Regions from separate parts of the Homo sapiens genome. Here regions 1 and 3 are each linked to region 2. A link is a contact called in ENCODE Hi-C or POLR2A ChIA-PET data. All regions are on one chromosome and are shown on one strand. Each heading gives the region's core, a stretch centred on a gene start or an enhancer-like site at or near the end of the contact. The rest is flanking DNA. Distances are from core to core; before and after follow the strand shown. Region 1 holds the start of SYCP3 (synaptonemal complex protein 3). Region 2 holds the start of IGF1 (insulin like growth factor 1). Region 3 has its middle 23 kb from the start of DRAM1.

Region 1 (2,923 bases), core at 388-2,887, 740 kb after region 2:
AAACAGGAGGGTTCCTTTGAATCTCTTACTTGAACTAGGCAGTTGAAAAGTGATTGGCGTCAATAAGATCCTGAAGCCTTTGCCAAATATTAAAGAAGTAAAATATAGGCCAGGCAAGTTGGCTCATGCCTGTAATCCCAGCACTTTGGAAGGCCGAGGTGAGAGGATCATTTGAGCCTAGGAGTTTGAGAACAGCCTGGGCAACATAGTGAGACCCCATCTCGGCAAACTTTTTTTTTTTTTTTTTCTTAATTAGCCAGGCATGGTGGCACGTGCATGAGTCCCAGCTACGCAGGAGGCAGAGACAGGGGGATCATTTGGGCCCAGGAAATCAAGGCTGCAGTGAGCCGTGATCATGCCATGCCACTGCACTTCAGCCTTGGCAAGAGAGCAAAACCCTGTCTCAAAAAAAAAAAAAAAAAAAAAGTAAAATGTATGATTTCAAATAGAAAAAGGATTGCAGAGCTGTGAGCAAACTAAGGCAGGTACAAAGGTTGAAATATATTTTAAAATTATTTGGGGGAAAATACATATAAGCACAGAAAAAAGGATGAAAGGCAATAATACCCCCAATTTTAAACTGTATATTATTTCTGGGTAGTGGGATTATAGGTGAGTTTCATTTCCTTCATAAATTGTATCTTCAAAAATTGTTTTGCAATTGATAGGTGATTTCCAGTTACACCAAATAATTGTTTTACAATTATACTCCCACCCACTGAATGGGTTCCCTTTGTTACATAGATTCATCATCACTCCGTGTAGTCATATTTTGTAGTTTTGCCATTCTAGTGGACTGTCAGAACACTACATAGACTATGGGACAATTTTTTGTAATGCCAAACGCGAACGAAACTAAGCCGTGTTGTTTAACGACACATTTTCATGTGGTAATAAAACTTAGAAAATAAGGAAGGGTGAATGATTTACATAAATTTAGGATAATTTTCTTATATCCCTGAATGGGGAAGGGTGGGGTCCTGGTGAGGATCGGATGGAAAGGCCTGCCTGAGGAGATTCAGTGAATGTTGGTAAAGCCCTACTTCATAAATTAGGTGGTATGTTCATCATGTTTCATAATTTACATATTATTCCGCAATTTTCTTTTTTTTTTTCTTGACATGGAGTCTCACTCTGTTGCCCAGGCTGGAGTACAATGGCATGGTCTTGCTCACTGCAACCTCTGCCTCCCGGGTTCAAGCGATTCTCCTGCCTCAGCTTCCCAAGTAGCTGGGATTACAGGCGCCCGCCACCACGTCCGGCTAATTTTTGTATTTTTAGTAGAGATGGGTTTCGCCATGTTGGACAGGCTGGTCTGGAACTCCTGACCTCAAGTGATCCGTCTGCCTCGGCCTCCCAAAGTGCTGGGATTACAGGTGTGAGCCACTGCGCCTAGCTGCAATTTTCGATTATAAACATTTAAAACTTAAAAACTGGAAGGCACCAGGCCTCAAGTGTACTCGCAACCCGCTCCGGCGGCCAAAGCACCCTGGGCCAGCTATTTGGGCGCGCAATCGCCCCATGGGGGCGGAGCCTCGCCACCCAGTTCACGCCTGCGCTCTGCGTCCAGCCAATCAGCGACGTGTCCGGATGAGGCGGGACTGGCTTTTCTCCTGTGCGAATCCCAGCTTGCCTCAGAAGCGTCGCGGAGAAGGGGCCACCTCAGGTGAAGCGCGCTTGTGGAGGAGTTGTGGAGGACGCCTGTCGACGACCAGTAACTGGTCCTCGGCCATTGCGGTGTGTTTCAGGTGTGAGCAGGGGAGGCGTCTGTCTATCGCAGGTGTCCAGGCCAGAGGCTGCCCTTGACCAGTGAGGTAAATCTTACCTCCTGGCGTCGCCTGGGGCCTCTGACGAGAAAACGGAGGCCGCGAACCTGAGGACAGGGCCTTGAGCAGGATAGGGCCTAGTGGAAAGCGGGCGGGCTGGGCTGGGGCTGGGCCCCATCGCTACACCCTGGGACCACTTACAGGAGGGACGCGGCGGGGCCGGGCAGGGCCCTACCTCGCTCCGCGCGTCTCCCTCCTGCCCGCTCCACGCCGAGGGCGCCTTTCGTGGTTCCTCGATGTATTTGTTGTCGAAATCTTCTGCCTGTGTTCATTTTCCGAGACCTAAATTGCGGGACGTTTTTATTATTTGTCTTGATTATTATGAGCTTATTTCTGGCATCCTCATGTCGTGTCCCGCCAGCAACTATAATTTCCCCGCGTGACTGAGCGCCCTGCTAGAGTTGCCCAGATTTAGCCAGAATCTGGCAGAGGCGGCCCCAAAATTTGGAACTCCCAGGCCTCAGGGGCCACCTCTCCAGCACTGCGCGCTTGGAGTCGGGGTGGACACTGTCATTCTCTCTCATCGATTGATTGATTGAGACGAAGTCTCACTCTGTCGCCCAGGCTGGAGTGCAGTGGGGCCATCTCAGCTCACTGCAACCTCCGCCTCCCGGGTTGAAGCGATTCTTCTGCCTCAGCCTCCTGAGTAACTGAGATCATAGGCACCCGCCACCGCGCCCGGCTAATTTTGTATTTTTAGTAGAGACGGGGTTTCACCATGTTGGCCAGGCTGGTCTCAAACTCCTGACCTCAGGTGATCCACCCACCTCGGCCTCCCAAAGTGATGGGATTACAGGCATGAGCCACAGCGCCCGGCCATTTCTGTTGTTGTTTTTTTTTTTTGAGACGAAGTTTCACTCTTGTCACCCAGGCTGGAGTGCAGTGGCTGCGATCTTGGCTCACTGTGACCTCTGTCTCCCGGGTTCAAGCGATTCTCCTGCCTCAGCCTCCTGAGCAGCTGGGACTACAGGCACGTGCCACCACGCCCGGTTAATTTTGTTTTTTTTTTTCAGTAGAGACGGGGTTTCATCATGTTGGCCAGGCTGGTCTTGAACTCCTGACCTCAGGTGATCTGCCTGCCTCAACCTTCCAAAGTG
Region 2 (2,700 bases), core at 30-2,529:
TCAAGCAGAACTGTGTTTTCAGTTGATGTGTCAGTCCCCTGAGAGTCATGTGGAAAAAAAAAAAAAGAAAAAATTCAAGGTCCAGGTTATTTCCACCACTCCTGGGAAACCAGGCCTGGAGAGCTCTCTAGGGAAAGAGGTATGTCTGCTCTGGGCTTTTGCAACCTTATTTTATAATTCACTTTCTTATCTACTGCTTCACAAAACCAAAGGGAAATAGGTACAAACTGTATCGACAAAAGATCAGAACTGAATTCTCAATGGCAAAGGCAAGTGTACATTATAAATAGCAAAACAGCTGGCTTGGACCATGTTGCCGGCCAGTCACCCAGTTGAGGGATTTGAATGACATCATAACCCTCGAGAGGGTATTGCTAGCCAGCTGGTGTTATTTAGAATACACAAAAATCAGAGAAAGAAAACACACTCTGGCACACAGACTCCCTCTGTCATACACACACACACACACACACACACACACACACACACACACAGGTTTGAGTTATATGGAAAATTCAAACAACAGGAAAATTGTTTGCCCCCCAGGTACCCTTCTCCCAGAGTGGTGGGGTGGGGAGGGGACAGTGACAGGCAGCCTAGTAGAAGAATAAAGAAAAATGTTCTATTTCAGTTGGGTTTTACAGCTCGGCATAGTCTTTGCCTCATCGCAGGAGAAAAAGTATGAGACAGTGCCCTAAAGGGACCAATCCAATGCTGCCTGCCCCTCCATAGGTTCTAGGAAATGAGATCACACCTCTCACTTGGCAACTGGGACAAGGGGTCACCCGAGTGCTGTCTTCCAATCTACTTTACCCCAGTCACTTCAGGGTTAAAATTGTAGAGTTTGCTGGAGAGGGTCTTATCGTCCTTTCTTTCTTTTTTTGTTTTAAATAATGCATTTGCTCTAGAATCTAAAATTGCTCTCCCATCCCCCATATTCCTTTAATACTGGTAAGGTGTATTAGCAGACGTTTGTGTCTTCATGCCCAGCAGAAAGTTAATCAGAAAACAGATCCTTATTTTCTATGGCAGCATAAGTATTTTAATGTCTGCGAACCCTGTCACTAACACACATTCTTTTAAGGGAAAAAAATGCTTCTGTGCTCTAGTTTTAAAATGCAAAGGTATGATGTTATTTGTCACCATGCCCAAAAAAGTCCTTACTCAATAACTTTGCCAGAAGAGGGAGAGAGAGAGAAGGCAAATGTTCCCCCAGCTGTTTCCTGTCTACAGTGTCTGTGTTTTGTAGATAAATGTGAGGATTTTCTCTAAATCCCTCTTCTGTTTGCTAAATCTCACTGTCACTGCTAAATTCAGAGCAGATAGAGCCTGCGCAATGGAATAAAGTCCTCAAAATTGAAATGTGACATTGCTCTCAACATCTCCCATCTCTCTGGATTTCTTTTTGCTTCATTATTCCTGCTAACCAATTCATTTTCAGACTTTGTACTTCAGAAGCAATGGGAAAAATCAGCAGTCTTCCAACCCAATTATTTAAGTGCTGCTTTTGTGATTTCTTGAAGGTAAATATTTCTTACTCTTTGAAGTCATTGGGGAATTCTATTTAAATTGTGTACTGTTTGCTTCTGCCTAGAACTGTTCTTCACTTTAAAATTTTCATTGTTTCGGAACCGAGAGTTATTTATAAATTGCTGAATATGCAATTCTGTGGAATCTGAAAAATAGCTCGGGGAGATGGATGCATTTGCACAGATATCTGTATGAGTAGAAACTATTGCAAGGTACTTATGCTAAATCCTCCACTTCTGCAGGGCTTCCGTGGTGTCATTACAGAAGATTCCTTTAAATCCTCTCTATGGCTAAGGGCTATAGAGCATGGATATGAACTTGGGGATTTTTTTTTTCTTTTGCAGGTGCAGATGTTTTATTTTTAAGACCATGTTCTTTTGCATGTGTGTATGTGTCTCTGTGTGTATGTGTCTCTGTGTGTGTAACTCATCAGGACTTTATTTACAAGGCATGCTATATATGAAGGGTTGTATTTTAGATGATATTAAAGCTTTTAAATATGATCTTTGGAGCTAAGGTCCCGGAACTCTGCACTTATGCCCAGAGAGAGTGTTAAAGTTAGAGTAAAGTGTAATTTGTTCTTCCAAAAAAGAACTCCTTGACAACTCTTGCTGACCTTGCATATTTGTATAATTTAAACAAATACATACTGTATATGGAAAGCAGAAACTTTCTAAGAGCTGCTTGCCCAACTTTTCTGTTTAGAAGAGGACTTTCATGGGCAAAGTTTGGACTTGGGGTTCTGTGTTATAAAACTCTGATTTTATATTCAGTGTCGTGAAGTCCCTTTAGGTAAATCTGGCTGCTGCTGTCAGTGCACCGACTTCTCGTTTCCGATTGCTGGCCGTAGTTCTAGTTTCCATTCTCAGCAAAATTATATCCTTCAAGACTTGTGTTTTTTTTTCAATTTGCAAGCGCTTTTAAGCTGCTGTCACTGGCTCCACCGATTCAATTGCCTGAGGGCTCAATTCATAAGACGTCTCTGCCACTTAGTGCAGCATTCAGTTGCTGCTTTCAAACACTTCACCACTACGACTTTCCCTAGTCAAGTAAGTGGCTCCAGGAGTTAAAGATACACCCTTGTCAGGCACCTGATTCTGCTGTTCCTGAGATGCCAACACATGCAGGCCACCTTGCTTTCAAAGAAATGACGTCACTGTGCATACATAC
Region 3 (2,749 bases), core at 155-2,654, 630 kb after region 2:
AGGCCTCAGGAAACTTATAATCATGGCAGAAGGGGAAGTAAACATGTCCTTCTTCACATGGTGGCAGCAGGAAGTGCAGAGTGAAGGTGGTGTAGGGGGGACGCTCTTTAAAACCATCAGATCTGGGGAAACTCACTCACTATCACGAGAACAGCATGGGGGTAACTGCCTCCATGATTCAATTACCTTCTACTAGGTCTCTCCCATGACACGTGGGGATTATGGGAACTCTAGTTCAAAATGAGATTTGAGTGGGGACACAGCCAGACCATATCATATATCTTAGCTATGTAAAAACATGTACTCTTGATTTTGTATAATTAATCTAAAAAGAGAAGAGGAGCAGAAGACACTCAAATTTGATAGTTAAAGGGTGATATAAATGTTGTACCTCCCCAAATAGTTTTTTCTCTATAAACTTTTTCCCGTTCTTGCAAACATTCCTCACTTTGGGACTAGGAGATGTTTATTGCCTCAGGGAAAAGAAAGAGAAGAACTAGCTTTAGGTCAAGGAAGAAAAACAAAAATTCTAAAAGGGACGTCTACCCAGAGGGAAGCCTTCCTCTGGTCTAGTGGTGCAGGGTGTAGAAGATGTGCAGGAAGAGATTAGACACCAAGACCCTTGCTTTACACATAGCTCCTTCTCCCTGTTGAAACTCAAGGGGTTGTAGTGATAAGTGTTAGCCAGCTTGCTTTAGGCAGACAGTAAGGGAAGGGTCCCCGGAGAACCTCCCACCCACCCTACAAGTGCTTACACCAGATGTTTTGTGCAGATAAGGGAACTTGCACGGGGAGCTTGCCTAAACATGCCTGCAGTGGAAAATTCCATTCCTTAACACATACACAGTAAGGGAAATAAATCAATATGGAGCTGCTCAGTCCAAGGGCCTGCATCAGCACTGGAAGGACAGGGTGGAGCCACCAGAAATTCATGCCTTAAGCCCTGGTATTCAACTGTGAAGGGGGCAACCAGTAAACTGCTTTCAGGTCCCCTCTTTTTGCTGAGAGCTTTCCTTTCACTTAATAAATTCTGCTCCACTCACTCTTCAAGTGTCTGCATGCCTAATTCTTCCTGGTTGTGAGATGAGAACCCAGACCTAGTGGTGGTAAGGAATAAAAAATCCTGCATCAGTAGCTGATTAGAAAAGTGAAAACCCAGTTTATGTTGAAGAGAGAAAATATATGTAAAGACAGATTTAACCTGACTTCTTGTTTTGAAATGGAGAGAACACCACTGCAGAGTGCACCTAGGCTTACGGTGATGTAATGGTAGCCTAATTAGCCTAATTCAACAGTGCAGACCTCCCTTGATGACTTGGAAGAGAGTCAAAAGACCCCTTTTCAGCATCCTTTTTGGGGAAGTGAAAGGTAATTGAGTGTGACCTGCCATTGGGTCACCATGAGGAAGTGGGTAGACAGGGACCTGATAACCTCTACCACATGTCTGAGGGAGGCAGTGGCTGAGCCTTGAAGGGATGCAAAAGTGAGGTCAAGTCACATTTGTAGATCAATGGGCCCTACCACAACTGATATGGTTTGGCTGTGTCCTCACCCAAATCTCACCTTGAATTGTAATAATCCCCAGGTGTCAAGGGCAGGGACAGGTGGAGATAATTGAATCATAGGGCATTTTCACCCATACTATTCCTGTGGTAGTGAATAAGTCTCTCAAGATCTGATGGTTTTATAAAGGGCAGTTTCCCTGCACAAGCTCTCTTGCCTGCCACTGTGAAAGACATGCCTTTGCTCCTCACTCGTCTACCGCCATGATAGTGAGGCCTCCCAGCCATGCGGAACTGAGTCAACTAAACCTCTTTTCTTTATAAATTACCCAGTCTCAGGTATGTCTTTACTAGCAGTGCGAGAACAGACTAATATACGCCAACCAAGAGGACAGACCAATAGTCATACTGCACACTCTAGCAGCAAATGTCCCCAGTGTCCCAGTGGCTGAGCATAACCAGGGTATCAATACTAAGTTGAGCAAAAACCTTGAAGCCTACAAGGATTCCAAAGCCTATGGAGAGACTCATTTATGGGTAAATGTGCCAAGAGTGCACATGGCTTGCCCATGGAACCCTGACACCTTGAAAAGTAAGAGAAAGAAGGATGAAATGGCTCTGATGTGGAGTTAAATATTAGATTATTTAATATTTACTCAGCAAGAGATAATCTTAACCATCTTGCAGAGACTAACGGACCTTTATTTGACAAGTTTAACTCCTGCGGCATCCTACTTCTCTGCCTTCCTCCTCCCTCAAACCAAATGGAGTTTACTGAGAATGTTTAGATCAATTATAAACAGAGACAAAGGAGTAACAGTTGTGGCCTATGGGAGTTGCGGTATTTAAATTTTTAACCTTATGCTGAGCATGGTGGCTCACACCTATAATCCCAGTATTTTGGGAAGCTGAGGCAGGTGGATCACTTGAGGCCAGGAGTTCGAGACCAGCTGGGCCAACATGGCAAAACCTGTCTCTACTAAAAATACAAAAAAAATTGGCTGGACGTGATGGCTCCTACCTGTAATCCTAGCACTTTGGGAGGCCAAGGCGGGCGGATCACCTGAGGTCAGGAGTTCGAGACCAGCCTGGCCAGCATGGCGAAACCCCGCCTCTACTAAAAATACAAAAATGAGCTGGGCGTGGTGGTGGGGAGCCTGTAATCCCAGCTACTTGGGAGGCTGAGAGAGGAGAATTGCCTGAACCCGGGAGACAGAGGTTGCAGTGAGCAGAGATCGCACCACTGC

Evidence for each region. Hi-C counts contacts between places; a loop is a spot of excess contacts on that map. ChIA-PET counts read pairs that join two places held with the same protein, here RNA polymerase II (POLR2A). Pooled maps may share reads with other maps.
Region 1: a loop to region 2 is called in a map with no recorded cell type, with 6 times the contacts of the local background. The contact joins the promoter of SYCP3 here to the promoter of IGF1 in region 2. A Hi-C loop is called at or near these places in 4 of 37 single-sample maps with no recorded cell type and 4 of 50 pooled maps.
Region 3: a map with no recorded cell type shows a loop between it and region 2 (27-fold over the local background). The contact joins the enhancer-like site here to the promoter of IGF1 in region 2. A Hi-C loop is called at or near these places in 14 of 37 single-sample maps with no recorded cell type and 5 of 50 pooled maps. POLR2A ChIA-PET finds 5 or more read pairs at or near these places in 1 of 52 experiments (GM12878).

What each region holds. Positions count from the first base shown.
Region 1 is chr12:101,738,176-101,741,098 of GRCh38, reverse strand. It overlaps SYCP3 (synaptonemal complex protein 3), which reads left to right and starts at 1,637. Exons shown (of 9, transcript NM_001177949.2): 1 at 1,637-1,748.
Region 2 is chr12:102,479,142-102,481,841 of GRCh38, reverse strand. IGF1 (insulin like growth factor 1) reads left to right here and starts at 1,279. Exons shown (of 4, transcript NM_000618.5): 1 at 1,279-1,523. The coding sequence starts at 1,461. LINC02456 (long intergenic non-protein coding RNA 2456) reads right to left here. Exons shown (of 13, transcript XR_007063427.1): 11 at 1-2,700. RefSeq lists enhancers at 2,424-2,473, 2,564-2,700.
Region 3 is chr12:101,853,564-101,856,312 of GRCh38, reverse strand. No RefSeq gene overlaps it. Among named protein-coding and RNA genes, the nearest start is that of DRAM1, 23 kb to the left of the region's middle. RefSeq lists cis regulatory regions at 375-1,051, 1,304-1,521 and an enhancer at 1,031-1,530. Within about 2 kb of position 1,404, at least 3 of the 41 ENCODE cell types and tissues checked have a DNase peak (open chromatin) inside an H3K27ac peak, as active enhancers do; they include GM12878, where a contact is called at or near this core.